2 separate regions of the Homo sapiens genome follow, and region 2 is linked to region 1. The links are chromatin loops, found by intact Hi-C in ENCODE. Cell type or tissue: thyroid gland. All regions are shown on one strand. Each heading gives the region's core, and the rest is flanking DNA. Links, peaks and the distances in the headings are about the cores only.

Region 1 (15,815 bases), core at 3,241-11,240:
GCAGATGTTTTACCAATCTGAGTAATTTCTAGAAATCTTACTTCCACTTAGGCTTCATTTATAGTCTCAACTTTCAAAATATAATGTTCCTAATTATTTCCTCTACATATATTGAACACCATATCTGAGGATACTATTACCTTTTTTCAACCACAAAATATGATTAAAGAAACTCTTTTGAAGAATTTACTTCTATTTTTAACTATTTCATTTACTTCTATTTTTGTCTTTTTAATTTTTATCTATTTTGTTGTTGTTCTTTCCTTTCTAAAGGTCCCAGTATTCTTGTTATTATTTTCTTCTTTGCTATTTTTTTAAGAGTGGATGTATTAGCAAAAAGTTATCTTAGTGTTTGATCATCTGAGAGTGTCTTTATTTCCTCTTCATTCATGAAAGATAGTTTCACTAAGTACAGGATTTGGGGTTGACAGCTCTTTTCTTTCACTTGAAAACTGTTGCACCACTTCCTTCTGAACTCCATGGTTTCAGATGAAGAATCTGCTGTTATTTGAATTGGTGCTCCTTTGTAGGTGATGTGCCATTTCTCAGACTTTTTTCAAAAAGACATTGTCTTTGTAACTTTCATAAGTTTAAATGTAATGTGTCTTGGTTGGTGTGGATTTCTTTAGGTTTATCCTATTTGAAATTCATTTAGCTTCTTCTATCTGTAGGTTTATAGCTTTCCCATGGCTTACCTTTTAATTTTTTTATTAGAAACTTACAAAAAAATGTATTTTGAAGTCCAGCTTGTCAATTTTTTTATTTTACGTTTTGTTCTTTTTGTGTTCAGTCTAAGAAGCCTTTGCCTATACAAGTTTATTAAGATTTCTCCTATGTTTTCTTCTAGAAAATGTATTGCTTTAACATTTAAGTTTAGGCCTTGAATCCCTTTGGCCTTAATTTTTGTGTATGGTATGAGTTAAGAGTAAAAGTTCACTTTTTTGCCCTTAGGCAGATGTCTAGTTTTCCAGCATCATTTGTTGAACAGACATTCCTTTTCCATATTGAGATGCCCTCATACTTTTGTTAAAACTCAATTAACCATATGCATGTGAATTAATTTCTGAATATTCCATTCATTTGCATTTTTCTTTATCTACTACACTGTTTTATTTACCCAGCTAATAAGAAGTCTTTATAACTTTATATTCACTCTTGACATCAACCAGTGTAGTTCTCCAAGTTTGTTCTTTTGGAAAATTATTTGTTTTGGATGTTCTAGGTCCTTCATATTTCTATGTCAATATCTTTCAATTTCTATCAAAAATATTGCCAAGATTGAAATGCAATAAGTGAATAGATTGGTTTGGGGGAAATAAAATCTTAAAAATAGTGACTCTTCCAATTTGTAAACACACTTTGTCTGTCCGTTTAAAGCCTTCTTCAGTTTCTCTTGACAGTTTTGGTAGTTTTTAGGGTATAGGCTTTGCAAATATTTTTGTTAAATTCATCCCAAAATATTTCATCTTTATTATGCTATTGTAAAAAGTATTGCTTTATAATTCCATTTTCCATTTGTTCATTGCTAGCCTATAGAAATACAATTGACTTTTTAGTATTGAACTTGTATTCTATAACCTTGATAAACTGGCTTTTGCCAATCTTTCCAGTCTTATTACTTTTTCTCTTTGCCTCCTCCTTTGGCCATTACACACAAAACTGATTCATGCTCCAGGTCTTTGCTCAAAACAGTTCCAGTAGCTCTTTACTAGATTCCTGAGGAATTTCTACAAATATAATAATGCCATCTGTGAGTGCCATCTAAAATGTTTTTTATAATTTATTTTTCTTGCCTTATTACATTGGCTAAGTACAAAGCTGAATAGAAGTGCTAAGAGTGGATATTCTTACTTCAATTCTGTTCTTGGGGGAAAGTGTTCATTCTCCTTACCACAAAGTATGCATCGATGCCCTTTATCAGGCTGAGGACATTCCCTTCTAATTCTACATTTCTGGAAACTTTTGTCTTGAATGGGTATTCAGTTTTATCGAGTGATTTTTAGTCATATGGTTTCCTTCTTTATTCTCTTAGTGTGGTTACACTGATTGATTTGAGATAAACATCACTTCAACATGATGTATTATCCTTTGTATATATTGTTGGATTTAGTTTTCTAGTATTTTGTGGAGAATCTGTGACTGCATACATAAGAAATATAAGTGTATAGTTTTCTTTGTAATTTATTTTTAATGTCTATAATTTTGATACCAGGGTAATGCTGGCCTTGTAAAATGAGAGGTTTTGCCTCGTCCTCTATTTTCTGAAAGAGTTTATATACCATATCTTTATAAAATGTTGGAAGACATTTAATTATGAATTCAATTTTAATATGGCAAGAGCTAATCAGATTTTCTATTTTTGCATCAGTTTTGGTTACTTGTGCTTTTCAAGGAATTTTTCCATCTAATTCGTCAAACTTATTTGTATAAGCTTGATCCTAATACTCACTTGTTATTCTTTTAATGCCTGCGGGATCTGTAGTAATGGCCACTCCTCTGTTTGTGATAATAGTAATTTGTGCCTTCTACATTTTTTTCTTAATCTTTCTAGCTAGAGGTTTATCAATGTTATGGATCTTTTCAAAGAACCCATTTTTTGTTTCATTGATTTTCCTCTTTTGCATTTCTATTTTCTGTTTCTTTGATTTTTCACATGATTAATTTAAAATTAAATAAAATTTAAAATTTTGTTCCACAGATCCACTCAATTTTGAAAAAAGAGAAAAAAATTAAATTCATAACTTAGTCACACTAGTCACATTTCAAGTGCTCGATGGCACGATATGAACATTTCTGTCATTGCAGAGTGTTCTACTGGATGGTCCCGCTCTGGGGAATGGGAGGTCTGTTCCTCAGTTGGTTTCATTTCTCTTAGCTAGGCATTTTCTCCAAGCTTCCCAGGATTTATAGGAGGACAGGTGGCTCTCAAATCTATGCTGTCCTCTTCATGACTCTGGCCTTGGCCCCAGCTCAAGACTTGTTAACCACCTCCCTTCTTCTTGGTCCCTCAACCCTTACCATCTGTTCCCACTTCTGCTTCTCGAAGGAGCTTCTAACTCAGTAATCCACCCTGAAGCATCCTGCTCAAATCTCAATGCTCTCATTACCTGGACTTCCACAGGGCTTCCTAGTGGGGGAGGATCTGTCTCTCCCACAAGCCTGAAGTATGATTGCTTTTGGATGGGCCATGAGAACACCCATGTCACTTGGTGTCACTTGGCCTCAGTTGCTTACTGTACTGCCAGGGGATGGGGGCCATAGACAATAGCTGACAGCCTCAGAGCTGTGTTCCTACTTCTCTTTGGTTTGGTCTATGGCCTCGGACCCAGAGCTAAGACTGAGGCCAGAGGGGAAATCTTTTCTCCAGGCCCCATCCCTAAGGCTGGCCCAGGAAGGCAGCTTCCAATTCGCAGTCTAGCCGAGTTTGGGCTGAGCACCCAGGATAGACATGGTCACCCTCAGAGGAGTATGGGATGGAGGGCCAGAGGCCACTTGTCTGGCACAGGCTGTGGTTGGACAATCCCAAGCCTTGCCCTCTGCCATCTAGACTTCCAGGAGCCCCTGGCCTGCCTGTTTAGGCCAGCCAAGCCCACTGTGGTAGAGGTGGCCAGACCCAGCCCCCTGCTACCTGACCATGCCCCTGACTGCCTGCCTGTGCACCCTCAGGCCTTGAATCACTAGGGTCTCGGAGGAGGCAACAGCGATAACCGCAGACCCCAGAAGGGCCACTCAGATACATTGTGTGTCCTAATCCACATCTGCAGGGCCAAGCTCAATGCAGCTCCTTCCTCCATCCCCACCTGCCCCAGGACCCTGCGCAGCCTGGGGCCCAGCCCCTGCCCCATACACGTCGCACTTCTCCAGCAGCCTGGCCAGTCGCCAGACCTGCCCCCTGTCCTTCCCTGCTCTCACTCTGGACCCTACTGTGCACTCATGGGTACCTCTGCCTGGAGCCCCTTCCTCTGACACTCTCTTTCCCCACCTGGAATCACAGTCTCTTCTTGTCAGACTCCATTCTGGCACTTCCTCTTCTAAAATTCCCTGTGTGCCCCTCCTTACCTTGGTCTCCAATCCTTTTCTCCTCCAGGGTCCCTGGCCATTCCTTTCACCTTGCTACCCACTGACCACTGAGGCCCTTACCTGCCCAGGAGCTGGGGCTCCCCAAGGGGAAGACCACAGCTGGCTCACCACTGTGGCCCCAGCGCCAGCTAACATGAGGTCAAATGGAGACCATCCTCAGGGGTGAAATGGGCCTGGGGAGGCCTGATGACTGCGCAAAGGATGCCCTGCTGGGGCTGTGAGAGTTGTAGTACAAAACAATGGAGGATCCTTTGTTTGACACAGAGTGTCAGGATCCTGTAACAGTGAAGAGCCACAGATGGTGGTTGAGCAGGAAAGTGACCAGAGGAAATACTGTTTCAAAGCTGAATTTGGAGCAATAAAGAAGGGAATCAGGAGACCTAGACAGGGCAGGGCTGGTGTAGGGGGTCCTGGGAGATTGCACACCCCCCCCACCCCATGACCCGCCCCAGAGTGAAGTGGAGAGCTAAGCCCAGAGAGTGTCTGCATTGAGCTGGGGGAAAAGGGAGGGTTTGACCAGGAGATCGCACCCCTCCTCCCTGAACAGGGAAAGTGGATGCAGCCTGAGGTCATCAACAGCCTTCAGGTTTGCTTCATGGGTTTGCAGCTCATCAATCCAAGGAGGACAATAAGGATCTGGTAGATTGGGAACATATTCCAGCATTGCACCTGGAAACCCTGGACAAGCAGAGTCCAGACATTGATTAAACTTTTACACCGGGAAAATCCCATCTTCAGGGAAAGTAATTTCTGTGTATTTATGTGCCACAAATACCTGGATACCAACGGGGAATATATCAGGGCGATCCCAGTGCTCTGCAGCAAATTACAATACATCCCAGTGGAGCAGAGCTGCGTGGTTTAAAAAGTAAATAATAAGGAAACAGGACTGTCTTTTTCCCCAGATGTAAAGGTGAAATAAATGGCTTTTTTGAGCAATGATAATAATCCCAGTAAACGTCTGACACTGAGCTAAGGTGGCTTACCTCTGTAATCCTGATGGCGCTGGAAGGTAAGATGATTGTCCCCACTGGGGTCCCTGCCAGCCCAGGGAGCAGAGCAGAGATGCCGATGGCCCCCTGGAGGCACAGACATGTAGTTTTCCTAAACTCTAACAGAAAGGAGCCCAAGACGGAAGGAAGGAAATACAAATGTACTCCTGGGCATGTCGCAGACCAAAGCTTCCTCTACCAAATATGTGAGTCACTGCACATTTATGTAAGATTTCCCTTTCACAAGTGGACAAAACCTCACATTGGTGTACACACATGGTACTCCTGGACAACACATGGACAAAATCCTTCCTCTTCTGGATAAAAAGATATAGGTAACAACATGGAGGTGGCCTCACACACTTATTAAATCAGCCACAATGAGCAGAAATCACCCAGCACCGCAGTGGGCTGCTCCCAGGCAGGGCGTGCTGACAAGAGGGCTCTGTGGAGCTGCCGGCCCCTTTGGCAGCCCACCCTTCCCAACCAGGCAGCCTGAGAGACTTGTCCCCAAGAGCACACCGGGCAGGTGGAATCGTGGCACACCAGGCCCTCGATTCTCATTCTCACAAGACCCTCAGGAAACCAGGGGTATTGCTGTATTTTATAGGCAGGAAGTCAAGGCCCCAGGTCATACAGTGGGCAAAGGCAGCACCAGGACCTCCACCACCCACATCAGCACCAGAAGTGGGGTGCACGCTCTCTTTCTGCTCCTGCCTGCGAAGCCGGCGAGTCCATTGTTTGGTAAATGCAGTTTGCAGGGGACAAGGAGGATTCTGATTTTGGAATAGCACTGGCTGGACAGTGGGGCCCAGGGCCCAGCCTGGCCGGCGGGAGGACGATTAATGACAAGGATCCTACTTGGAGGCCGGGCGAGGGCCCAGCCAGCACCGGGTGTTTACAGCTCGCTCGTCTGTTTGGGGCCTGCAAATCCGTGTCAGATGTTAATGGAACAGCATCATTTTTCTACCGAGGTGGCATCGCTGGGGTTGTTTGGATGAGGCAACGGTGGGACTCGGCCTGGAAGAGGGTTCAAGGGCAATGGGTGGCTCAATGGGGCAGCTGGGGCTTGCCAGGGGGCATCCATCAGGCATCCGCAGCCCAGCTGGGCCCCTGAGGGCACCCCACCTTGCACCCCAGTCACCACAGCCAGTCCCTCTGGCCACAGGGCTCTGCAGACAAAAACTTTAAGTTGCGGCCAAGAAAAAAATGTACTGCAAAATGTGAGAAAGAACCGAAAACTGGAAATCAGTAAGTGTTTAAGCATCAGTACAGGCCTGAGGTCCAGGACATGGTTTCCCCTGCACCTCCTACTGTGCTTCAGTGCCAGGTCCACCCACGGAAGCTCTCGGGCCAGGCCTGGTCGCCCAAGGCAGCGCTGCAGGCCATCACCACTCTCGATAAGGCCTAGAGGGCAGAAGTCAAGGCCTGGGTGAGGACACCTCTCCCCTGCCTCAGCTCCAGTGGGAACCTCCCCTGCCCCTCCGGGTGGAGGCAGCCTTGCCGTCAGCAAGGCAGAGGGAAAAAAAAGAGGCCCAGAGAAGGAAAGTGACCTGCCCAAGGTCACACAGTGAGCAAGACCCTCTGAGCAGGGCTTGCAGAAGGGTAGAAGAGTGCTCCACAAGGGGCTGTTGGGAAGTGGGGGGCACACAGGGAAGCGTGGGCCCTGGAGCAACTCTATGTGGGTCAGCGCCATCACCCCCACTCTGGAGATGAGGAGGCTGAGGCTGTCCTCCAAGGCCACACAGCCAGGCTGGGCAAGGACCTGCCAAGGGCTTGAGGGGATGAAGCCTCCCTCTAACCCTGGCCCTGCTGGCTCTCAGTGCCCTCTCCTCACCTAACTGCCTCCTGGCTCTTCCCCAGCAAGCTGGCTCCTGCCTGAGGGCCTTGGCACAGGCTGTCCCCTCTGCTTACACTCTTCTCTCAGGCTCTCAAGGCTCTGCTCAAAGGCCCCCCAGGCCAGACTGTCTAAGCCTGCCCAGCCCATGACCCAGCCCTGTTCCCTCCATGGGCCGGGGCTTAGGGAGCATGCTAAGTGGTCAGCCAGCCAGAGGAAAGCTTGTAGTGCCCTGCATAGCACACAGTAGGTGCTCAGGAACTGTGACCACACTGGCCACAGGGTCACTGGACAAGACCAGCGGTATTGGACCCGGATATCTGAGACCTTCCGTCTGAGTACTTATGTCACCGTCACCACTGGGAATTATTATTAAGGAGACTGTTTTCGCGAAGACTGGAACACAGCTTGGATTTTAAAATCAGCAACATCTCTCTCTCTCTTTTTAACCCTGTACCGTAAGCCCTCTCAACTCTCCCTTCCACACTACCCTCCAGCCTCTTGATACTGCGAACAAGGAGGGCAGAGACCCTTGGCAGCCATATGTCTTTGACAAGACCTGCCTCAGTGTCACCATCCACAAATCAGGCTCCTTGCCCAGGGCTGTGCAGAGTCTGGGATGGGCACAGAGCTCAGGCTAGGCTAGGCTGGGGCAGGCAGGGGAAAGAGACCTGCCTATCTAGGGGAAAGGGGTGGTAAAGAGAGAGCCGCTGTGGAGACAGCGCTGGTGCCCCTTAGCTGAGCTCCGAGCTACACCCTGCTCTTCCACTGGCTCAGGCCCTCGCTGCAGCCATACACCTCAGGGCCTTTGCTCCTGCACCGCCCCTTGCCCCACACCCACAGCCCTCCTTCCGCAGGCCTTGCAAGCTGCCTCCTGGCTGCTGGCTGCAGAATGTCTCTCTGCAGGTCTCACTTATAAGCCCAAAGGCCCTGGAGCTGACCTGCTTGGACGTAAATTCCTGCTCTAGCAGCTGAGAGACTCTGTGCCTCAGTTTCTTCATCAGTAAAATAGAGACGCTCAGGGGATCTCCCTTGGGGGGCGACTGTGAAGCATGAACAAGGTAACAGAGCACATGTGCATCAATGACTAAGCTGAGCTGATTTTTACTGTCGCCTTCCTTCCCAGCACTCACAGCATGCTTGTTTTTTTGTTGTTGTTGTTGTTTTGGCCCATAGTTACCATCACGCCTGCCATTAGCCCTTAAGTCCCAGCACCCGCCCCAGCCCCAGGCACTAAATAACCTCACACAATTGTCCTCCTTGTTCCCGGCCCTGCCCTGCCCCCCGGTGGTTATTCTGGGTATGGCCCCAAAGGTTCGCAAATTGAACCCTGTTTTGCCAACTGCAGGTTCAGGGACCGGCTCTGGGTCCAGCCGGGGCGAAAGGATGTGGGCACATATATAGGCAGGGTCCTGCAGAATAGACTGACCTGGCCGAGTTTCTGAGCTCCCCACCAGGCATGGAGATGATGGGCACATGGCAGGGGCAGGGGAAGAGTCCCTCGCCTCTGGCCAACCAGCAGCAGGCTGTAGTCCTGGAGAGCTCACTCCACCTGCTCCCGAACTGCGGGGCTCCCCAAGGGCCTGACGCATCCCTCCACTGTGACGGTGGCCCCAGGGCCCTGCTCTGAGCCGCTGCAGACTCTCCTTTCTGTTCAGCCCACAGGGCCCATGTCTGACAACCCCAGGGTCTTGCTGCCTGCCTCTACCTCTGCTCATGTTGCTAGAAACATCACTTTCTATGGTCAGCTCCAGGCGCCCCTGGAGACCTGCCCTTCCCACCTGGAGGCATGTCTCCCCCACACGCTGTCCTGTGGTCCTGTGATCCTGTGGTCCAGGCGGCAGGTGTGGGTCCCGCTCTACCGTGAGCAGCGGGTGCCTCTTCTGAACCTCGGTGGACTCCTGGGCAGAACTGGCTGATGATAACACCTGCCCCAGGTTGTCAGTCATGGTGAAGTCTGGGGCAGGTTCTCCACACAGTCTCGGACACACAGTAGCCACTCAGTAAACAACTGTGGAATCCAGCGAGCTTTGGAGGGCGGGACCGGGGGCAGTTTGCTTGTGTGTGTTCACTGCACTGCGCACTGAACTTGCTCAGGCCAAGCTGGGCAGGCTGCAGGGACAGACAGGCCTGAATCTCAGAGGCGTGACCCACAAAGTCCGCTGCTGGTCGGCAGCTCCCTCCCAGACCTCACCCTCCCAACTTCACTGTCATAGGGCAGTCAGCACCGACACCAAGGTTAGGGGAAGAGCCACAGCTAGGGGCATGCTTGGGGCCACATGGGCCCCTGGCCTCCCGGCTGCAGGCGCACACCCAGAGATGCATGTCCAGGTCTGTGTGCCGCACACCTGGGCAGGATCCTTGCATGACACTTGGCTCACAGGCTGCCTGGCACTCAGTGGGGGCTGGGCTCGAGACACTGGGCCGGCCCGAGTGCAGCACAGGGCGGAGCCTGGGCTCCAGGAGATGCTGGGCAGCCGCAGAAGCCCCTTCCAGGGCCCAGGGTGCTCAGCTCCTGTGAGTCCTAACAGCAGTGCTTGGTGGAGGTGGACCCAACTAGCACCCAGACAGCTCCACCAAGATCCAGATGCTGGGCCCAGGGGGCCGGCCAGACTGAGGGTGGTTGGAGCTCCAGAGCCCGGGCCTGAAGGGCGCTGCACACTTTATCTCAGTGGCTGCGGGGCTGAAGGTGCAGGGACTCCTGGGGGAAGCATAGGACAGTCTCTAGCTGGACCTGGCAAGGACAGGCCAGCTTCCCAGGCAGCCTGGGGGTGTGCAGAGGATACCCAGCTCTTGTGGAGTCCAGCGGAGTGGCTCAGGCTGTGGGAGTGCCCACAGCCCAGGGGCATCCAAAATGCCTGGCAGCCTGGGCAGCCCCAGCATGGGTCCCAGGCACCACCTGGGGGCAGCACTGGGACCCCGCCCTATCCTGGGGAGCCCCCAGGTCCTGGAGGGGTTCCTCCTGGGGGCTCGACCACCATGCGTGGTGGGAGCATCCCCCGGAGCACCCAGCAGGGACTGGAGGAAACAAAGCTCAGAGCGAGAAAGGACTTGCCCAAGGGCAGCCTTGGGTTAGTTTCCTGTGCCACATGACAAACTGCATGGAGTGAATGACCACAGGTCTGCGGGTTGACAAAACCCCTAGAATCTTGCAGTGGTGGGTCAGACACCCAGCACGGCAGAGCCCTCTGCTCAGGGTCTACTGGAGATCCTGCTTCCTCAGGGTGTTGGCAGCCAGGGCCGACCCTGCTCAGCAACCTGCAAGCTGAGCAACCTTGGGTGACCCAGGCCAAACTTGTCTCCAGCTTATCCCACTCCCAGCTCCCATCCCAGGGCAAGACCCCATGTGTGGGGGCCTGGGCCAGTCCAGCCGTCATCACACCCCTTGATTCTCAGCATCTGCCTGCCCAAATGGCCCGAGGTTATTCATGTTTCTTCAATAAACGCCAAATGGCCTGTTTATCCGTGGTCCTCAACATTGTCACCAGCACCCCCACGCATGCACCCCCACCAACAGACTGACCCAGGCCTCACCTGTGTCCCAGCAGCCCTGCCTGCCACACATCACGAGCAGCGACCCCACCCCTGCGCTCAGCACCCTCCCTGGGCTTGCACCATTTGAGTGCCTCTGTCAGGTAAGGGCTGTTCCTGGTAGTTAGCTGTAATCACATCAGACTTAGGCTAGAACCGTGCAAGGGACTGAATGCTTCTGGGTGTGCATCCGTGCTGGGGTGCACATGTGTGTGCCTACTGGACTCAGCCAAACGCCATACCCTTGAGTCCAAAAGAAGGTTCTAGAGGCTTCCCAAGGACATCCTCAGGGCTGGGACTGACAAACGCTGCTGCCACCCCTGCAGCCCCCGAGGGTCTCTTCTGTCCACTCCTGCCAGCCAGCTTGGGGTGCTGTGTGTGATTTGGCTGAGCAACCCGAAGCTTTCCATGAGGAACGCAGGTGGCTGGAGCCTCCCCACCACCCTCACTGCCAGGGTGAACAACTACAGTCGAGGCAGAAATGACACAGACATGGTTCTGTACAAAACCTGAAATATTTTTACTTTTTTAAAACTTTGATCTAAGTTGCCTTAGACCTCATGGACTCGATACAAGAGTAATATGAATTGGGAAATAAAACACTTTAATAGCCACGATAAACTTTGTTAGAAATGTACATGTTGCCAAAATAATAATAATAAAATTAAAAAAAAGAGAGAGAGAGAACAGCTTGATGTCCAGGTTAGATTATATAAATGTTCAACAAGGGCAGGGTAAAGGAAACTTTAAAAACACCAGTTCTGAATAAGCCTGGGGCCCCGTGAGACTCCCCCTCTCCCACCCAGTCTCGGGCCCTAGGGACTGCGTCCCTCCAAACAGGACAAGTGGGAGTGGATAAGGCCTCCACCAAGCTGCCTCTCCCAGTGGACAAAAACATCCAGGTAATGGGTATATAAACAAAGCTCATAAGAAATGTACAAATATAAAAAGCTACAAACATTAATAAATTACAGCATCACAAAACACGGAAACACTTCACAAGGTGCTAGTAAAATAACTGTATCCCCCAATCCCCTCATCATACAAGGAAAACAAAGAGCTGGTATTAAAGTTGAAGATTCATCTTCAAAATGTGTCTGAAATAGATCTTTTGTGTACTATTTGCTTCTGTAAAGACAGAGTGTAAGGCTGCACAGACATCACTTGTTTTTCAGGCAATACCTTAGTTCTTAAAAGAAAAAAATAATAATAATAAAAGGAAAGGAGAAGGAAAAAGCATCAGAACCCAACTGTCCATCTGACTCAGCAAAAAACTCGTATAAATGTTAATGAAGAACTCTATAGAAAGAAATTCCTAAAGATACTTTTACTCTTATAAAAAAGAAGTTATTTAAAAAGCTATTTACACGCTACATTCTATGAAAAATATGCTTCAGGAAATACATCTAAAATTAAAATACAGGATTGCCTGAGAAACAAATCCAGCCCCTCCGTGTCGATGGTGGACACACCATCCAGGTACGACCCATGCAGGCGACACCACACGCTGACACGGGAGAACAGAGAAGTGCCGACCGTAAGTCCTCGGGCCGCCTGGCCACTGTCCCTGCCCCTGCCCCTGCCCTGCCAGTCCCAGGGCAGGGGTGCCTTGGCTGAGAAGTGCTTCTCCAGAGTGTGGCCAGCAGGGCAAGACGGTCCCTGCCACATGGCTTAGCCTGGGCCTCCCAGACCCCAAGATGTGGCTGAGCCCTTGCCCTTTCCTGGGGACCCCACAATGGCTCCCCTGCCCGCTAACACACCAACCCAGCTGCCAGTCTTAGCTGCCCCCCAGAAATGCTCCTGGGCATTCAGGCTGAACACCCACCATCCTGCTGCCACCTGCCAACCAGAAAGCTCGGGGCAGACCCTTCCTCACCCGCCGAGCACTGTCTGGACTTGGCTGAGAATCACTCAGGAAGAGAAGGGGGGACATAAACATCCCACTTGCTCCTCCTCTTTCTGTGTTCTTTGCCTTTTTTTTTAAGCCCCTGGAGGCTGCCAGCCTGTGGCCAGCTCTGACTCTGGGGCTGGTGAGCATTGGCTCACTCTGTCTTCCTTGAAGGACTCATGCTCTCAGCAGAGCTGCAGAGGCCCTGCAATCACACCCACGCTCAGGGGGCCTGAAGGCTGTCCTTAAAGTGGAATAAGCGGTCCTCAAACTTGCAGGGCCGCTTTTCTGGGACAGATCACTCTTAGCAACTTGAGAAAAGACGTCCATTTTCAAATTGAGGGGCCACGCTGGGCTCGCTCTGCCGGCTGAAGGGACAGACGCTTGTTGGGGAGATGGCAGCCGGGAAGAGGCAAGGCCCTCCCTGGTGAGGCAGCTCGGCACCCTCCTGGGAGGCAGATGTTTTCGCGGGGCTCCGGGGGTCCTGAGCGGAGCAGAAGGATCCTGGCTTTCCAAATCTTAAAGGAGTAGTTTCCCGTTCCGATGAATTTTCAAAATTTTCCCAAGCCTCTGCTTGGCGGTCGCCATGCCCTTTTTCGTACGTTTTCCTAGGGGAGTCGGGGAGGGGACACAAAAAGGGAAGGTAAGCTAGATGGCAAGGGGCGTGGCATGCCGGTGGGGGGGAGGGTCCCGCTGACACTAAGGGGCAGCCTGCAGTCCCCCATCTGTAAAATGGGCCTATGAAGCCCCAGCTCCGAGCTCAGCACCCTTCAGGAGTCTGGGATCACTGGCAAAGCCTCCGCCTCAGAGGCCGTGTCCTCAAGGGGCCCTGGCAGGTAGGATGGACATGGGCTTGGGGATGGCATTATGAGGAGGACATGAGGATGCCTGGGCACCACCCCCAGTAACAAGGCCAGGAGCCACTGCCAGCACCCCGTGCTGCATCACTCAGTCCCCACAGCTGGCCGGCCCCACGGCTGGGGTGCAGGGGTGCAGGCAGATCAGGGGCTGAGCACGCCCACTGAGCAGAAGGATGAAAGCACACGTCCTGTACTGTGGGATACGCTCACACAAAGATGCAACCAACTTGGACCACAGCACCCTGCCACCCAAGGCCCAGGAGCCCTCCCAATGTGCTGCCCTCTACCATGGGCCGAGTCTGCATGTCTGGGGCTGCCCATGGGGGCAGGCAGGGCAGGGGGGCTGCAGGCTCCCTCCAGCAGGCACAGTACCTTTGGCAGCGGTGTTGTTGTTTGGAGACGATGCGGAGGGCCGCCTCTGTGTGAGAAAGACCCCAGGGGCCATGGGCTGGGAGGTGCGGCCAGCCTGGGCCCCGGTGAAGGTGCCAGCGGCTGTGTACTCATGGTCCGCCAGGCTGCTGCTATGCGACTCAGGCGGGGGCTCTGGCGAGCTGCCCTCCTGCGAGGCCTGGCTGCTGGCCGTGCTGGTGGAGGCCGGGGTGGTGGAGGCCGGGGTGGTAGAGGCTGGCGTGGTGGAGGTGGAGGTGGTGCCGGCAGAGATGGAGGTGGAGGTGGAAGGGGAGGTGGTGTTAGGAGTCAGCTTCCTCTTGGCACTCTTTTTTTTCTTGCTTTTCTGCTCCTCCTTTGAACAAAACATGCAGGGCAGCCTCAGACGCACAGCCCACTTGGGCCAACAGAGCAGGGAGCTCCCGGCATGGCCTTGCCAGGGGCCCTTGAGCACAGCAGGGCTGGGCAGCAGGGGCCTGAGGCCTGACTCTGGGCCGCCAGGGGCACAGCATGCACACGGACAGGGCGCCAGCACCCACAGCAGCTGCCTGGCCTCCCTGTCAGTGTGAGTTAACCTAGCAGTTGAGCCTGTAGGATGGCACTCCTACCCCATCACCCCACTCAGTGGCCATATACATCTCCCAGTTCTGGAAGAATATTCACTTTGATCCTAATAACTTCCTTGTGTGCCCAGATGAGGTTGGGCCTGGTTGGGAGGGTATGTGAGGCTCTAGGACCCTCCATTTCTGAGCTGGGAGGAGCTAAAGGTGGGAGATGAGATTTTTAGGAGCATGTAGAGACAGAACACCTCATTTCCCAACTGAGGACAACTCAAAAACACCCACATGATGGGGGGAGGGGAAGGGGAGCTCCCTCCAAGCTGCTGTTGTACCAGAGAGTAGCCCAGCCTTGGCACGAATAGGGCTGTCCAGTGTCAGGGCCCCAGTCGTCAATTCCTAGCTCCCCCGGACCCCACACGGGGAATTTAGGGCCTGGAGGAATAGGGCACTCTCTAATCAAATGTCCCCAAGCCTGTGACCACCCCTGGCTCAGTGGGTCTGTGTATGGGGTGGAGAAACAGGTGCCTTGGGGAACCTGAGCCCACCAGGTGGGGGTAGCAGGGACCTGGCTGCCGTGTGTCCTTCTCGCCCCTCCTCACCTGCTGGGACAACTTAGCTGCAGCAGCCGCCAGCCCGGTCTCGATGGAAGCCACCCGTGTACCCTCACGCACAGGCCTGTCCTGTCTTGGCACCGATGGGCCGACCCTTGCTGTGGAAAAGAAGGGCCAGCCCCCTCAAGCTGTAGGCCACAGCCTGTCCACCCCTCCTGGTTTGGGGCTACCCTGCCCCCACCCCAGCCTGTCCCCCTGGCCAGGCAGGCCTAAGCACAGGGATTCCTGGCTGTGAAGCCGCCTCACAATAGGGCAGGGTCAGCTGCCCCACCCAAGGGGGAAGATGCCACAGTGGGGTTTGCATGGGGCAGAGCCCAGGAGGCCCAGCAACATCAGAGTCTGGGCAGGCGGGTGAGGGTAATGTGGAAGGTGGACAAGGCCTCACCCCACTGGCTGCCCCAGCAGGTGTCCCTCAGCCACCATCAAGTGGGTGCCTCCGGTACAAAGGTGACCCTCACAGAGCTGCCCATTGAGGAAGAAACCAGAGAGGAGCCAGCCAGAGGAGTGAGGGCTTTTGAGTTGGGGCTGTGTAGAAGCACATCTGGGCTCCCAGGCCCCCAGAAGCAAAGCAGAAGTGAAGCCCACGGCACTCCTGCAAGCAGCTGACCAACCCCAGCGGGACGGGCTGCCCAGCCCTCAGGATAGGACAGGTGCAGAGCTGAGCCCACATTCTCAGGGGCTGGAGGGACCACAGACAAAGTCACAGCTTCCACACTGGGTGTCAGGTGGACCCCCTACCCCTGTCCCAGCACTACCTGTTGGGCTGTAGGGAGCGTCGTCTGAGCCTTTCCTTTTCTTCGACCGGGACTTAAAGATGGGGTTGTCTTCATCTGACTCCAGTGAGGGGTAAACTAGAGGGAGGCAGAGGGAAGGCGTGGCCCGCTGAGTGCAGGGCAGGTCCACGGAGGAGGGCGGGGGGGTACAGGTGGCTGCAGACCTTCCTCGCCAGCAACCCCAGGGCCTACACTAAGGCCTGCCACGCTGTGTCACTGTCAGCTGTGATGGAAGCTGCCCATGGTGAGGACACCCCAGGCATGGGCACAGGCCCCAGAGATTATCCAGAGGGGCA
Region 2 (15,815 bases), core at 4,288-12,287, 320 kb before region 1:
CAAGGAAAGGCCATGTCAGCACATGGTGAGGTGTCCACTGCAAGCCAGGAAGAGAGCCCTTACCAGGAACCCAAGCAGCTGGGCCTTGATCTTCAACTTCCAGACTCCAGAGCTGTGAAAACAATAAATTTCTGTTGTTTAAGCCACCTAGTGCATGGTATTTTGTTACAGTAGTCCAAGCACACTATAATAATTTCTATGACCACCTCAACCCTGGTACACTAAGAACAGATAGCTCAGCATAGGACTCAAATGGAAAAGCTAGACGGATTTCTGCCCACCCTTGCTTTGTGCCCACATTTAGAGGAGAAGACAGAAGGATTTGGTGCCTTCTTTGCTAGTGGGTGTCCTTCTCTTGACTTTTGTTTGTCTTTTTACATTTATTGCATTCAGATAACTAATTATTTATTCCTTAATGTGTCAGGTGCTGTTCTAATTTTTTTTTTTTTTGAGACTGAGTCTTGCTCTGTTGCCCAGGCTAGAGTGCAGTGGTATGATCTCGGCTCACTGCAACCTGGGTCTCCCGCGTTCAAGCGATTCTCCTGCCTCAGCCTTCCGAGTAGCTGGGATTACAGGCACCTGCCATCACGCCCTGATAATTTTTGTATTTTTAGTAGAGACGGGGTTTCACCATGTTGGCCAGGCTGGTCTCAAACTCCTGACCTCAAGTGATCTGCCTGCCTTGGCCTCCCAAAGTGCTGGGATTACAGGTATAAGCCACCGCGCCCGGCCTGTTCTAAACATTTTACACATATAAACTATTCCATTTAGCTTGAAACCTCAATTACAGGGCATGCCTGACACTGATGCTCCTTGTTACATAGTAGACTCGAGGTAACATTGATTTGCTTTGACTGCCAAACATTATTTAGAACACTTATGAGAAGGAGGCCAGGTGCAGTGGCTCACCCCTGTAATAGGAAGCCAAGGCGGGTGTATCACTTGAGGACAGGAGTTTGAGACCAGCCTGGCCAACATGGTGAAACCCTGTCTCTACTAAAAATACAAAAATTAACTGGGCATGGTGGCACACGCCTGTAGTCCCAGCTACTTGGGAGGCTGAGGCAGGAGAATCACTTGAACCCAGGAGGCGGAGGTTGCAGTGAGCTGAGATCGTGCCACTGCACTCCAGCCTGAGCAACAGAGCGAGACTCTGTCAAAAAAAAAAAAAAGGAAAGTCTATTCCATTTACCCGTACTTTTACCCTTTCAATTTTTTACTTTTCCTCCCTGATGTTCCAAAATTATTCTTTTATCGTTTCCTTTCTGTCTCAAGAGCATCTTTTAGGGTAGATTTGCTATTGACAAATTCTCTTAGTTTTCCTTCAGATGATAATGTCTTGATTTCCCCTTCATTTCTAAAGGGTATTTTCACTGGATGTAGAATTCTGGTCTTACAGTTCCTTGAAACAATGCTGTGCTACTCCCTTCTGACCATGGTTTCTGAGGGGCAATTTGCTGCCATTTTTATTTTTTCTCCTATGGATAAGGTGGTATTTCTCTCTCACTATTTTTGAGATTTTTTTTCTTTGTCTTTAGTTTTCAGGAGATTAACTGATATGTCTTGGCATAGATTCCATTAGGTTTATACTGTTCAGAGTTAGTCAGCTTCTTGAATCTGTTTTTATGTCTTTTGCTGAATTTCGGAAGTTTTCGGCCATTATTTTGTTGAATACTTTTTTAAGCCCCACCTTGTCTCTCTTCTCTTTCTGCAACTCCAATGGCATAGTATTAGATTTTTTGGGGGTTATAGTTACATAGGACTCTGAGGCTGCAGTCATTTATTTCCAGTCTGTTTTTTCTCTGTTTCTCAGAAATTGGGTAATTTCTCAGATTGGGTTATTTTTATTATCCTAACTTCAACTTCACTGATTGTTTACTCTGTTCTTCCCATTTTCCATTGAGCTCATCCATTGAGTTTTTCATTAGTATCTTTTAGTTCTAAAATGTTCACTTGATTCTTCTTTACGTCTTATATTACTTTGCTGAGATTTTATGTATTTTTGTTTTAAGTGCATCCATGTTTGCTCACTGAAGCATTTTTATGATAGTTGCTTTAAAAACCTCACCAGATAATTCCAACATTGTGTCCTCTCAGTGTTGGCTTCTGTTGATGGTCTTTTCTTATTCAAGTTGAGATTTTCCTGGTTCGTGGTTTGACTAGTGATTTTCTAGTGTGTTCTGAACATATTGAGTATTATGTTATGAGACCCAGATTCTTACTGAAATCCTTTGCTTCAGCAGGCCCCCTCTGGCACTGCACTAGTGGGAGAAGGAGTCCACTCTGTTGGTACTACCAAGTGGGGATGGAAGTACAGCTTCCCCCTCGGCTTCTGTTGACACCCCAGGGAGGCAGTTCCTTATTACTTCAGAACAGGGAGTTCATGCTCCCTGCTTCGCCTTCTCTGACATCATCCCAGTGGGAGAGAGGGGTCACCTTGTTACAGCCATGTTGGTAAAACTGGAAGTCTAGGCTCTGCACTAGCTCTTGGCCAGTGGGGGTGGGGCTGCAATGTTTTCTGTGGGGTTCGATTGGTGTTTTAATTTGTATTTTAGTTCTAAAATTTCTACTTGGTTCTTCTTTAAAAGTTAGAGTCTAAATATTTTCTGTCTTTCTAGGCTTCCCCTTTCCTGTTCCTTTGGCTAGAGAGAAGAGGCTTTTTGGGGACCTCTTTTTGTCTATACCCATTAGTGTTTGTGGGCTGCCAGCCTGTTCAGCTCCAAGTCTGGGATATAGGAGGCAAAAAGAAAACCCAGGGAACCCATCTGTATGTTGTTCCTCAGGTCTCAAGGTCCCTAGCCAGTCTCCCTTTTTCTCCACGTTTCAGATTATTCTTTTGTTATGTATCTCCAGGGATTTTAGTTTTACTTGGTGGAGGAATAGGAAGAAGTGAGTCTATTGTATCTTGTCCAGAACCAGAAGTCCTTTTTGTCAACTTTTGAAGAAGATCTTAGAAAATACATTCCCATTATCCTAAAAAAGTCTTAATGGAGTAGACAGTTGCAGTAGCACTTCTGAGGTAGTTAGAAGCTGGTTCATTATAGGTTTGATATTGTTAAATCCTTATAGCAACCCTTTGCGGCAGGGATTATGATACTCATTTAACATAAGCGAAAACTGAGTTTAAGGTTAAGGAAGGAGGGTGAAACCTGGTGTCCTTTGCAGTACATCATAAAGCCAAAAGATAAAGTTCCTTACCACCATCTTTTCCACTCTCTGAAAGCCACCATGCTTTGCACTTCACCAAGCAAAGTAAGCTGTCATGCTTGGGTTTTCCTCAGCTTCCTTTCCAGTTTACTTGCACCTCTCATTTCTTCACTCCTAGAGAAAGAGGTGCCAGTCTTTCTCTTCCAAAATGTCTCTACTTGCTCCAAATCTCATTCCCCCTCTAGGATCTCGCTTTCAAACCTTTTACCTCTCTCATATCTTTAATCTCTTCCTGTTGATTTTTTCCTCTTATGCTACAAAAATGATGAGGACCCTACCATCCCAAAAACATTGTTCTCTGACCCTTCCTTCCTGTAAGCCTGAGCGCCACCCCCTTCTGCCTGTCTGCTGAATCATTTGGCAAACACAGTCAGTGCTTTTGCACCCTTGTTTTGTGCCCACATTTAGGGGAGAAGACAGACGGATTCGGTGCCTTCTTTGCTAGTGGGTGTCCTTCTCTTGACTTTTGTTTGTCTTTTTACATTTATTGCATTCAGATAACTAATTATTTATTCCTTAATGTGTCAGGTGCTGTTCTAATTTTTTTTTTTTTTGAGACTGAGTCTTGCTCTGTTGCCCAGGCTAGAGTGCAGTGGTATGATCTCGGCCCACTGCAACCTGGGTCTCCTGGGTTCAAGCGATTCTCCTGCCTCAGCCTTCCGAGTAGCTGGGATTACAGGCACCTGCCATCACGCCCTGATAATTTTTGTATTTTTAGTAGAGACGGGGTTTCACCATGTTGGCCAGGCTGGTCTCAAACTCCTGACCTCAAGTGATCTGCCTGCCTTGGCCTCCGAAAGTGCTGGGATTACAGGTATGAGCACTTTTGCACAAAAAGGACTTCTGGTTCTGGACAAGATACAATAGACTCACTTCTTCCTATTCCTCCACCAAGTAAAACTAAAATCCCTGGAGATACATAACAAAAGAATAATCTGAAACGTGGAGAAAAAGGGAGACTGGCTAGGGACCTTGAGACCTGAGGAACAACATACAGATGGGTTCCCTGGGTTTTCTTTTTGCCTCCTATATCCCAGACTTGGAGCTGAACAGGCTGGCAGCCTACAAACACTAATGGGTATAGACAAAAAGAGGTCCCCAAAAAGCCTCTTCTCTCTAGCCAAAGGAACAGGAAAGGGGAAGCCTAGAAAGACAGAAAATATTTAGACTCTAACTTTTAAAGAAGAACCAAGTAGAAATTTTAGAACTAAAATACAAATTAAAACCTTCTACCTCTTGCATTTCAGCACACTGCCCGGTCATGCTGGCTCCTGGTCCCACAGCCATGCCAAATGCTCTCTGTGAGGACAAGTGACCTGCATCCAAGCCTCAGGCTAAGGGCCTTCTTCCTCCATCTAGGTACCTACTCTATCAGACTCATGTGAGGAGTTTCTAAAAACACCCACTCACCTGTTGATTCTGATATAGAGGGCTGAGGTAGAAGTCCGAATCTACTTTAATCTCCCAAGGTGATTCTGATGCATAGCAGGCTTGGACTTTGTTGCTGCATCTGACTCCTTCTCAGGGCTCCTTCCTCGTCCTTGAGGACCTCACAGCTCCTCCCTTCATCTGTGCCCATGCTAGGCTGGGTGGGTGGACAGACTGGGAAATTTCCAAGTCCTTGCTCACCAGGGCTGACTCAGCTGATAGTAACAACTGTAAAGAGTATAAAAACTTACATAATGTTTACTATTTGTCTGGCATTTTGCCAAGTACTTTACACTTACTTGACCTGACCTGGCCAGAGGAGATTATCCTTCCTTTGCCTGAAGGCCTTGTACTAACCCCACCTGAGGGTAATGTGTCTTATCCTCAATACCTGCCCCACCACCCTCTTTGCTTCTGGATTCATAACTAGAGTCAGAACCCAGTGTGGATAAGTGCTCAGTCTGACCCAGATAGACATAGCTGATCCATAAAAAGAACAGAAGAGTTTGGCCAATTAACATCAGCAACAACAGAATCATACATGTGGGAAAAGATTCTAAATATGGTAGTTCAATGAGGATGGAATATAATGTTGAATTGGGAAAATTTTACCAGTATTATGCCAGTACTTGAGATTCTGAATTAAATGCTTAGCTGCAGCAATGGGGGGTGGCTCTAACATTTACTTGCCTGGCCAGCTAAAACCTGGGTCCAATAGTGAACTACAGTCAATAAAATTGAGATGCCAAGACCTCCCTGGCATAATCTACATTAGAAGGAATCTAAGAGCTTCAAGAAGCAGGAATTACGGGTTACATTGTATGTGATCCACTGCTATGGGCTGAATAGTTGAATAGTGTCTCCCCCAACTCCACATTCATATGCTGAAGCCCTAACTCCAAATGTGACTGTATTTGGAGTAAGGAAGTAAGTGATATCATAAGGGTGGGACCCTGATCCAACATGATTAGTGTCCTTATAAGAGGAAGCACTAGAAAAATTACTGTCTCTCCACCTTGTGACGACACAGCAAGAAGGCAGCTGTCTATAAACCAGGAAGAGAGCCCTCTCCAGAAAGTGAATGGGCTGGCACCTTGATCTTAGACTTCCAGCCTCCTGAACTGTGAGGAATTAACTTCTGTTGTTGGAGCTACTCAGTCTATGGTATTGTATTATGTCAGCCCGAGCCGACTAAGACAACCACCTACTTATAACCACTGTGTCTGGACTGTAGCTCTCTCTCATTTCAAACATTGACAGATTTCTATCCACATTTAATTTGCAGTAAATGGATTGAACTCTCACCTGTTGATATTTTCCCCTCTTGTTCCTTTTGCTATCTGGGTTGATTAGTTTTGTAAATATCTACACCTTTATTTTAGTTGGGTTCTGGGAGGTAAGGAAGTTGAACATATATTTTCCATCTGCCATCTTTACCAAACCACAATTTTTGATACCGTAGTTTATTATTATTACAGAAACCACACTAGGTATTTAAACAGAGAGGAATTTATATGGGGTATTGGTTACAAATGAGTTGAATGTGCTGGAAGAGCCAAAAGGAAGGTGTGATATCCAGGAATCCAGAAGCTGCTCCCCACTCCTATGCTGCAGGTGCTGGGATGGGCCATGGGAGTTCAGCAGGCCCCCTCCCACAGCTACCCAGCAACTACTTGGTATTTGAGCCACAAGCAGGAAGTGTATGTCTTCTTCAGTTCTGATCTTCTGCTGATGCCTTTTATTGTTAGAACCTGATGACTCCATCTGTCAATCTAGGCAATATAGATTTTGGATTCCCAGTTCCAGTAGTAGAGGACAAGGAAAAAAATGGATATGGGGCTAGGTTACAACAAAAATAGCTCATGTGGTCTACTCCTTTAGCAACTCAGCATTGCTACACACCTCACTACCTATATACAAAATTGTATACAACAAAAATAACAGAACATCATGCTTCTTCCAGTATGATGCAACCATTCTTGGTGGGGGAGTTGCTCTTATTCTCATCCCCCAAAGGGGAAACACAGAGTCATATAAGTCACCATAACGATGTTTGGGTATTAATTCCTTTTCTGATTCACTTAAAATCCCACCTGAACATTCTATGGCCCCAAAAGTAATGAAGATTACTACCAAAACTACTTAATAAATAATAAGAAAGAAGGAAGGAAAATGCTTGCTTTACACACACCATAAAATGATGCTATATTTTACAGTTTTCATTTATGCAACTAGTCTTGAAGCTATGGTGAATATTTGTGATTTTCTTCCTTCACTACCCCCTCCTACATTCTCTTTGCTATTGGCTAGTACTTCAGCTGGTTGAGATCCTACTTAACCCAGTGGTGACCCAAACCTGCAACGTTGAAGGGTTTGAATTCTCAATGATCCTGCTTTTATTGAAAGGCCATAGTTTTCCATTAACATTCAAACATTACCTTTATTAAAGCATAACTTATATAAATAATATGCACTCATTTAGTATAGAGCTCTATAAGATTTGAAAAATGAACATAACTCAAGTAACCACCACTGTAAAATCAAATATAGAACACTTCCATCACTCCAGAGTCTCTCATGCCCTTTGGCAGTGATGCCTCACCTGAGTAACAGACAACTGCTGGTTTGCTTGTTAAAGTTTTTCATGTAAATAGAATGACACAGGATGTACTATCTGGGGCCTGGCTTCTCATATCAGCAAAATGTTTTTGAGATGCATCTGTGTTGTTATGCACATAGTAGTTCATTCCTTTTTATTTCTGAGTAGTATACCATTGTAAAGATGTACCACCTGCTGGTGGACATTTGTGTGGTTTCTACTTTGGGGCATGTGCCAGTTATCAATTTATTGCCTCATAGCTGTGGATTTGCTCTAAGAGTACCTTTTCCATATTAGTGGCCTGGATTTCCCTTTTACAGTGAGCAAAATGTTAAGCATTGTCAGCAGAGGGCGCTAGAGAAACATTGCAATAAGAAGGGGGCTCTTCTTGGTACTCCTGTGCTGCGTTCTGCCTTTTCTTGCTTTTGCACTTCCTCTAGTTACACCCAGTGGCACTGCACCCCAGCCATGCACCCAGAGTCTGTCGTCCCTTGCCAACCGTGCTGCCTTGGGTCAAGCCTAGAGGCCACTTTGCTTCAGTCCTCCCAACATGGACACCGTGCACCAGAGGCTGTGTGTTGTCCTGTCAGTGAGCAGGCAAGCTCAGAGGGCTATTTTGTGCTGCCCTGGGACAGTCAACCAGTGCTGGCCACGCAACCCAGCAAAATCCTGTGCCATCAAGTAAATAAGCTGCAACCACACCTCCAACAACAATGTCCAAATCCCATTCTTGGGGAAAAGGGGCCCTGTTCTTTCTTGTACATACCATATGCAAGATCATATATATCATTTTTTTTTCCTGTACCACAGTTCGTCTATCCAGCCCTAAGCTACTGGTTAGAGCTTTCTTTACATCTTTACAGTACTCACCGAATCACAGTTTAATAATTCTTTATACTCTACTTCCCTTGCTTACTGTACAGTGACTCCTCTCCTGAGTCATGGCCAACTGCTGGTTTGCCTATTAAAGTTTGCTTGGTCCAAACTGATATAGAATTGGTTCTGAGACTGGTCTCAGGAAATAGACCTGTGAACATGGAGTCTGAGGATGGGTTGGGTCCTGCCCTCGCGCTCATATGCAGTGCTGAGCTCCTTGCTACTGGGAAATGGGAGGCTAGTAACCCAGCAGCATCCCCGTGGTTGATTGTGAGCCAAGTGGCTGCTGTGTCTGACCATTATGACAGTAATGATAACTGTAAGGGCTGTGGTGTAGGACGAATTCTTTTGGGTACACTGAGCTCTTGCAGAGAGAAAATGAGAAGCTCAGGCCTGTTAACTTTCAATTCAAGCCATCTCTGACAACCAGAGAGCTTCCATGACAGCCCCTAAAAGTCTCTTATTTCTTATAGCTACAGCACTGCTGAAAACCAAACACACAATTTAGTTATGCAAGTTTCTGAATTACAATGACAGTAAATTTACAGTCTTGCCATGTTTCTCAATTGAAAGTTAAGGTATTGATCAGGAAAGAATGGGATCTTGAAAGGTAGATTAGAGAAATCTGATTGGACCCAGATGAAACCAATAATATTGAACCCACAACTCATTTTGAGCCTCCCTCAACCTGGGACAGTTGCCTCAAAAAGGGATACTCATCCTTCTCAAGACTCACCACAGCCATTCCCTGTTGCCACTAGATCTATAAATCAGGTCAGATCTCAGCATGGTCTATGGGAATAGGTACACACTATGACCCAGGAGGACAGAGCCCAAACACTAAAATACTTTCTAGACTTCACTGATATATATCAGTAGAAACTTGGGGAACATCTGTGGAAATTGTTTCTAAGGGTGTTAGACTATGGAAGACAGCATATAACACCAGATAACCTGAGTTCATTGACAACGGTATACTTACTAGAGAGTTTGAATTTATTGTCTTACTGGAGGTGGCTCTAACAGCTTGCCTGGTTGAGTGACTGAAATGTGGGCTTAACACTGGCTTACATTAGGTGAGACTGAGATGCTAGTGCTTCCCTGGCATGATGTGAAGGAGGGAATCCAAAGGCTTAGGGAGATGAAAATGTTGGACTGGTCTTATGGTGTGTGACCTGCATACCTTCTCCTGAACTGTGTTCCACAGGAGGGCCCAGAAGACATCCCCCTCACTAAGACATTGGGAAATACATGAGAGTGAGGAGTACCTGGGTTGGGAAAAGTGCACTGTGGTAGGCCAGGTATGACTGTGGCAAATTCTTATTGAGATGGGCTCCCTGATTTCAATTGGAATGATGAGATTCTGGAGTAGAGGAGGACATGTGACAGCACTTAGCCATCAAAAACAAGATGGGGATATTTATCAAAAAAGGCAGCAGAAATGTACTAATAATCAGAATGCTTTGGCCTGCAGAACCCGTTGGTGGTGGCTCATTGATCTTGGTATGCCTAGGAATAAAATAGATGGGTCACCAACTAGAGTGTGGCCTGATACATAGGAAAGGAAAAACTCTAGATCTTTAGCCAAAAACCTGACTTGAGGGGCCATAGTGGAGAGTCATGGCCTCTTACCTAGTTTTCAAACTTGTTTCCAAACTTAGTTTCCTAAGTCAGTTCACAGACCTTGAAGCCCTTTATTGAAGGGGAGACTTGATTCCTTTGAGAAAAGACAGCCCTGCACTGTTGCTCCAGGTTCATACCATGCCTTTTCCTCCAAGCCTTCCCTAAAGAGGCCTATGGGCCATTTACTAAAGTGACTGTGCATTGGAGAACAAGAAATGCCCAGACCTTTTAGGGAAAGCTGGAAACTGACTCTGAATTGGTGCTAATTCCTAGGGCTTCAAAATGTTATTATGGTCAGCAAGTCAAAGTAGAGGCTTATGGTGGTTAGATGATAGATGGAGTCCTACGTCTCACTAACAGTGGACCAAATTAGTCCACAGACCCACCCTGCAGTTGTTTCCCAGCTCCTAAATGTAGAGAGATCTATACGTCAGGACAGATCTCAGCAAGATCAAAGGGAGTAGGTACACACTACAGAGCAGACATACATGGAACAGACACACATGGCAACTGGCACATTCCCACATTGGTTCTCTGACCCATGCAGTGAAGATCACTATGGTAGGAAAGGCTAAGTGGTAGCACCTGGAACTTCCCTACCAGGATAGTAAACCAGAAGCAGTGCTGCATTCCTAGGAGAGCTGCAGAAGTAAATGCCACTATCAAAACCTTGAAACAAGCAGAGGTGGTGATAGCTATAATATCTCCCATTTAACTTACCAGTTTAGCCTGTGCAGAAGCCAGATGAACCTTGAAGAGTGGTCACGGATTGTCATAAATGTAACCGATGGGAATTCCAATTTCAGCTGCTGTCTCAGATGTAACGCCTTTATTGGGGCAGGTCAACACAGCCTCTGACAGTTGGTATGCAGCTATTGACCTGGCTAATGTCTTTTCCTCCATACCAGTTTGTGAGGACCACCAGAAGTGGTTTGCTGTTACCCAACAGGGCCAATGGTATGCCTTTACGGTGTTGCCACAGGCTACATTAGTTCTGCTGCTGTCTGCCATAATACAGTCTAAGTGATCTTGATTGTCTTGACATTCCATGAAATATCACACTGGCTCACTCTACTGATAAAATTATGCTGATGGATCTAATCAGTAAGAAGTAGCAGTACTTTAGATGCCTTAGTAAGATGTATGTAAACCAGAGGGTGGTAGATATACCCCACAAAAATTCAGGTGGTGAGAGGGGCCTGTCACCTCAGATAAATTTCTGGGGATTCAATAGTCAGAAGCATGCTGGGATATCCTCTCTCTGGTATGTGACAAATTGCTGCACCTTGAACCAGCTAGCAGACACACACAGAGATAAGGCACCATGATAGTTTTACGTAAACTTGACTGGGGTACCCAGATATTTAGTTAAACATTATTCTGAGTGTGTCTATGACAGTGTTTCTGGATGAGATTCACCTTTGAATTGTTAGACTCAGTAAAGCAGATAGCCCTCCCAATGTGGGTGGGCCACATCCAATCCATTTGAGGCCTGAATAGAACAAAAACCTGGGTAAGAAAATAATTTGTTCTCTCTGGCTGTCTTTGAGTTGGAACATTGGTCTCCTGCCTTCAGACAGACTTGAACTAGAACATACACCATCAACTCTCCTGGTTCTCAGGCCTTCAGACTTCAACTGGAACTCCACCACCAGCTCTCCTGGGTCTCCATCTTGCAGAGGGAAAATCATGTGACCGCTCAGCTTCTATAATAGTGTGAGCCAATTCCTTATAATAAATCTGTCTGTCTATCTATATATCTATCATATCTATTTTATTGGTTCTATTTCTCTGGAGAACTTTGACTAATATAGGCACTGCATTTGTTAGGTCTTTGGGGATTTGGGGAGGTGATAAATATCACATTTAAGTGTGCTATTTTGACCTGTCTACACAATCACATGAAAATCTTTCAGTTTCAAGTGGGGCCCAGAACAAGAGAAGGCTCTGCAGCAAGTTCAGGCTGCAGGGCAAGCTGCTGTACCACTTGGTCCTGTGATCCAGCAGAGCCTGTGATAGTTGAAGTATCAGTGCCAAATAGAATTGCTTTGTGGAGCCTCTGGCAAGCACCAGTAGAACAGTACAGTAGACAGTGAAGACCTCTAGGATTCTGGAGTCAGTGAAGACCTGAAGGATTCTGGAGTAAATCTATTATTCCATTTTTGAGAAAGTGCTTCTGATTTGCTACTGGGCCTCCGTAGAGACTGAATACTTAACCATGGAACATAAGGTAACCATGTAACCTGAACTTTCCATCATGAATTTGATGTTGTCTGATCTACCTAGTCATAAGACTTAGTGTACAGGGCAGCATTCTATTATTGAATGGAAATGGCATATAAGAAACCCAACTCAGGTAGTTCTGGAAAGTACAAGTAAGTGGCATGAACAGATGGCTCAGACTCCTTCAATCTCAACTTCTAGGGACTCAAAATGCATTTTCTTCTATTGCATTGTCTTCTGTCCCTTAACACATGTCTTCAGCCTCCCATAATGTTTCTCACAACCAGTTAACCAAGAAAGAAGAATTCGAGCCTGGTTTACTACCTACAGATTAATTTTTGCACCCCACTAAAGAGTGATCATGAAGGACAGCTGATAGGCTTTGAATGTTTGTCCCCTCCAAATCTCATGTCAAAATGTGAATCCCAGTGTCGGAGATGGGTGATAATTAGATTATTGGGGTGGATTCCTCATGAATGGTTTAGCCCCATTCCCTTGGTGATAAGTGAGTTCTTGCTCAGTTAGTTCACACTAGGTCTGGTTGTTTAAAACAGTCTAGGACCTCCCCCTTCTCTCTCTTGCTTCCACTCTCACCATATGACATGCTGGCTTCCCATCACCTTCCGCCATGATTATAAGCTCCCTGAGGCCCTCACCAGAGCAGATGCCAGCACCATGCTTCCTGTACAGCCCGCAGAACTGTGAAATGGTTAAACTTCTTTAATTTGTAAATTACCCAGCCTCAAGTAGTCCTTCATAGCGATTCAAGAACATACTAACACAACATTGTGATGGGAAATTGTCCCAGTAGGCAGAACTTTGAGCAGTGATTTTGGTTATGAGAGGGGGAAAGAGATGGCTGGAAGTACAAATCTAAACTGATTCATGGTAAGTAATGGTTTGCTTGAGTGGTCAGGCACTTGCAAGGAACAGGACTGGAGGATTGGCAATAAAGAAATCGAGGGAAAAGGTATGTGGACAGACCTCTTTGATCAGGCACAGAATGTGAAGATATATTTGTGTGCCATGTGAATGACCACCAAAGGGACATTCACTGCAGAGGAGGCTTCTAACCAAGTGAAAAAATAACTTGTTCTGTAGATGTCAGTCAGCCTCTTTCCCAAACCACCTCAGTGCTTGCTCAATGGCCCATAAACAAGTTGTCATGGTGGCCAAGTGGAGATAATGTATGGACTCAACAACACAAACTTTCCCTACCAAGACTGACCTGGCTGATACTACTACTGTTGAGTGCTTAATCTGCCAACAGAAGGAACAACATTGAGCCCTGATAAGGCTCCATAGCCACCTGGTGGTAGGTTAATTACATTAAGCCTCTCTTATATGAAGGGCCAGAATTTGGTCTCACTGGAATAGACACATATTCTGGAATAGATTTTCTTTCCTCATCCATAATGTCAGTGCCACCATCCATAAACTCACAGAATACTTTATTCCCTATCAAGACCTCCCTCACAACATTGTGTCTGATCAGTGAACTAATTTCATAGCAAAGAAAATGTGGCAGTGAGCGCATACCCATGAAATTAACTGGTCCTGCCAATACTCCATCACCCAGAAGCAGTTCTTCTAATTGAAATGTGGGATGGCTTGTTGAAGACTCACTTATAATGCCAGTTTGGAAACAGCACCCCAAAAGGAAGGGGTACTGTTTTGCAGGATGCAGTAAATCAGACACTGTTATATGGTCCTGTCACCTCCATGGCCAGAACACATGGATCTGGGTATCAAGAGGTGGAAACGGGAGTGGCTCCTTCCACTATCAGGCCAAATAAAACAATCATTCACAGATTGTTTGCTTACTGTCTAATTTTAAACTTTGCTGTGTTGGAGCTCTTAGTCCACAAGAAGGGAATGCTTCCATTAGGGGCCACAATAATGATTCCATTAAACTGGAAGATGAGACCGCCGCTGTGCCATTTTGATCTGTTTATGCCACTGAATCAATAGGCAGAAAGGGGTGAATCTACTCACAAGAGTGATTGATTCTGATCATTTTACAAAGTGGTGGTTATGAAGGGGAAATGGGGTTACTCCTGCACAATAAAGACAAGGAGAACCAGGTCTGGAACCCAGGAGATTTTCCGGGGGCTCCTCTCCATACATCCATGCCCAGTCATGAAGTTCATGGAAAACCACAGCAACTAAAAGAAGGGGCAGGACAATTGAAGACACAGGCCCTTTGGGAATAAAGGCCTGGGTCACTGCACAAGGTAAATATTGCAGAGATGTTGCACTTCTTGCGAGGAAAAGGAAAATATGCAATGGGTAATTGAAGAAGGAAGCCATAGATATCAGCTACAACCTCATGACCAATTATAGAAATGGAAATGTGGTAGCTTTGGATATTTTCTCTCTGCTTATTAAATGCATGTGTTTATTTATACATACTAACCATTTTTTCACTCTCCTCCTTCTATTTTTTAAATATTTAAGTTGCTGGAAGTTAACTTTGCATTTTAGTCTTTAGGTAGTAGAATATTCAGTGGAACTTAAATGAAATTGAGGAGTAATTAATATAACTGGCAGTGGATACAATGACTTTTGAGAATGAGTCTTCTCATTTGGGGTAAGGATGAGAACTTCACTTGTAAGAAGGATGGTTGTATTTTGTTAAGAAGTGTGAAGTTCTTTTGTTGTTGTACAGGAGTTCAAATGTATATAAAGAGTACATATGAAAAATAAGTAGCCATAGAAGTGGATGGTGGCAATGACTAATTTATTACCTCTCAGTTCAGATTCACCCTCTGATATCTGCTGTGCAATAATGGCCTAGATTCTATAAGCATTTATCTTTCATGGTGAACATGGTGTTAATTAAACTTCGTGAGCAGAGGATGCTGGAAGGACACTGCAGGAGGAAGGGGGCTTCTCTTTCTGATGGTGGTGTGCTATGTTTTGCTCTTTCTTGTTCTTGAAATATGGTCTCAGCAGTGTGTGTGGGGGTGGGCAGGGAGATCCACTGGTGTTTGTCCCAGCCATCGACTCAGAGTATTCATTCCCTTAGCAAACAGCCCTGGCTAGGCCCAGTGAAAACCTCTGCTTGCACTTCCTGACATGGACACTGGCATGTTCTAGGCGTTGTGCCCACAGTGATGCCCTGATCCCTCTGCACATCTGCCCACCAGCATCAGCTTGCCTGTGCCCCAGAGGGTTGTTGTCAGCTGCCCAGGAACTATGGACCAGCTCCGGCCAAGGCAACCAATCAAAATTCCTCCCCATCCAGCAGGCTGTGATCACCCCTTCTCCAACAAAGATCCAAATCCTAGGCTTAGGAAGAATCCCCCCTTCCAAGTTTAATCCTTTTTCGAGCATTCTCCTTCAGTTCTAGGATCATATAACTATATGATAAGTTACTCTCTTATCATGGTTTAGTAATTCTTTATGTTCAACTTCTGTATAAAAATTACTGTGTGGTTTCTGTCTCTTGATTGCACATAACTGATACAGGGCTACTATGAAGAACACTGCTATGAACATTCATGTAAAAGTCTTTGTGTGGACATATGTTTTTATTTCTCTTGGGTAATTATCTAGAAGTGGAATTGATGGGTCATATGTTAATGTATGTTTATCTTTCTAAGAAGCAGCCAAATTGTTTTCCAAAGTGGCTGTCCTGTTTTGCATTCCTACCAGCAGTGTATGAGCACTCTTGTTACTCTGCATCCTCTCCAACACTTCACATTGCCAGTATTTTAAGTTTTGGACACTCTGGTGTGTAATGGCATTTCATTGTAGTTTCAAGTTGAATTTCGCTGGTATTGAGTGTCTTTTTATGTACATATTGTACATGTATATATTCTCTTCTGTCAAGTATCTGTTTCAATCTTTTTAAATT

Evidence for each region. A loop is a pair of places that touch in the nucleus more often than their neighbours do. Peaks named below come from ENCODE experiments on the same cell type or tissue, not always from the same donor. Only the 100,000 strongest peaks of a DNase experiment are listed, where the experiment ranks them.
Region 2: it touches region 1 in a loop (4-fold over the local background); 22 of 110 quality-filtered maps call a loop at or near these places.

What each region holds. Positions count from the first base shown.
Region 1 is chr9:93,674,709-93,690,523 of GRCh38, reverse strand. It overlaps PHF2 (PHD finger protein 2), which reads right to left. Exons shown (of 22, transcript NM_005392.4): 19 at 15,502-15,597; 20 at 14,735-14,844; 21 at 13,561-13,930; 22 at 10,937-12,936. The coding sequence ends at 12,848. Among named protein-coding and RNA genes, the nearest start is that of MIR548AU, 88 kb to the right of the region's middle. RefSeq lists an enhancer at 11,680-12,179. In thyroid gland, for the core only: a CTCF peak has its summit at 8,194 (motif pointing left); a DNase peak (open chromatin) is centred at 8,193.
Region 2 is chr9:93,994,511-94,010,325 of GRCh38, reverse strand. No RefSeq gene overlaps it. Among named protein-coding and RNA genes, the nearest start is that of BARX1-DT, 47 kb to the right of the region's middle. RefSeq lists an enhancer at 4,180-5,379. In thyroid gland, for the core only: CTCF peaks have their summits at 7,399 (motif pointing left) and 7,598 (motif pointing right); a DNase peak (open chromatin) is centred at 7,605.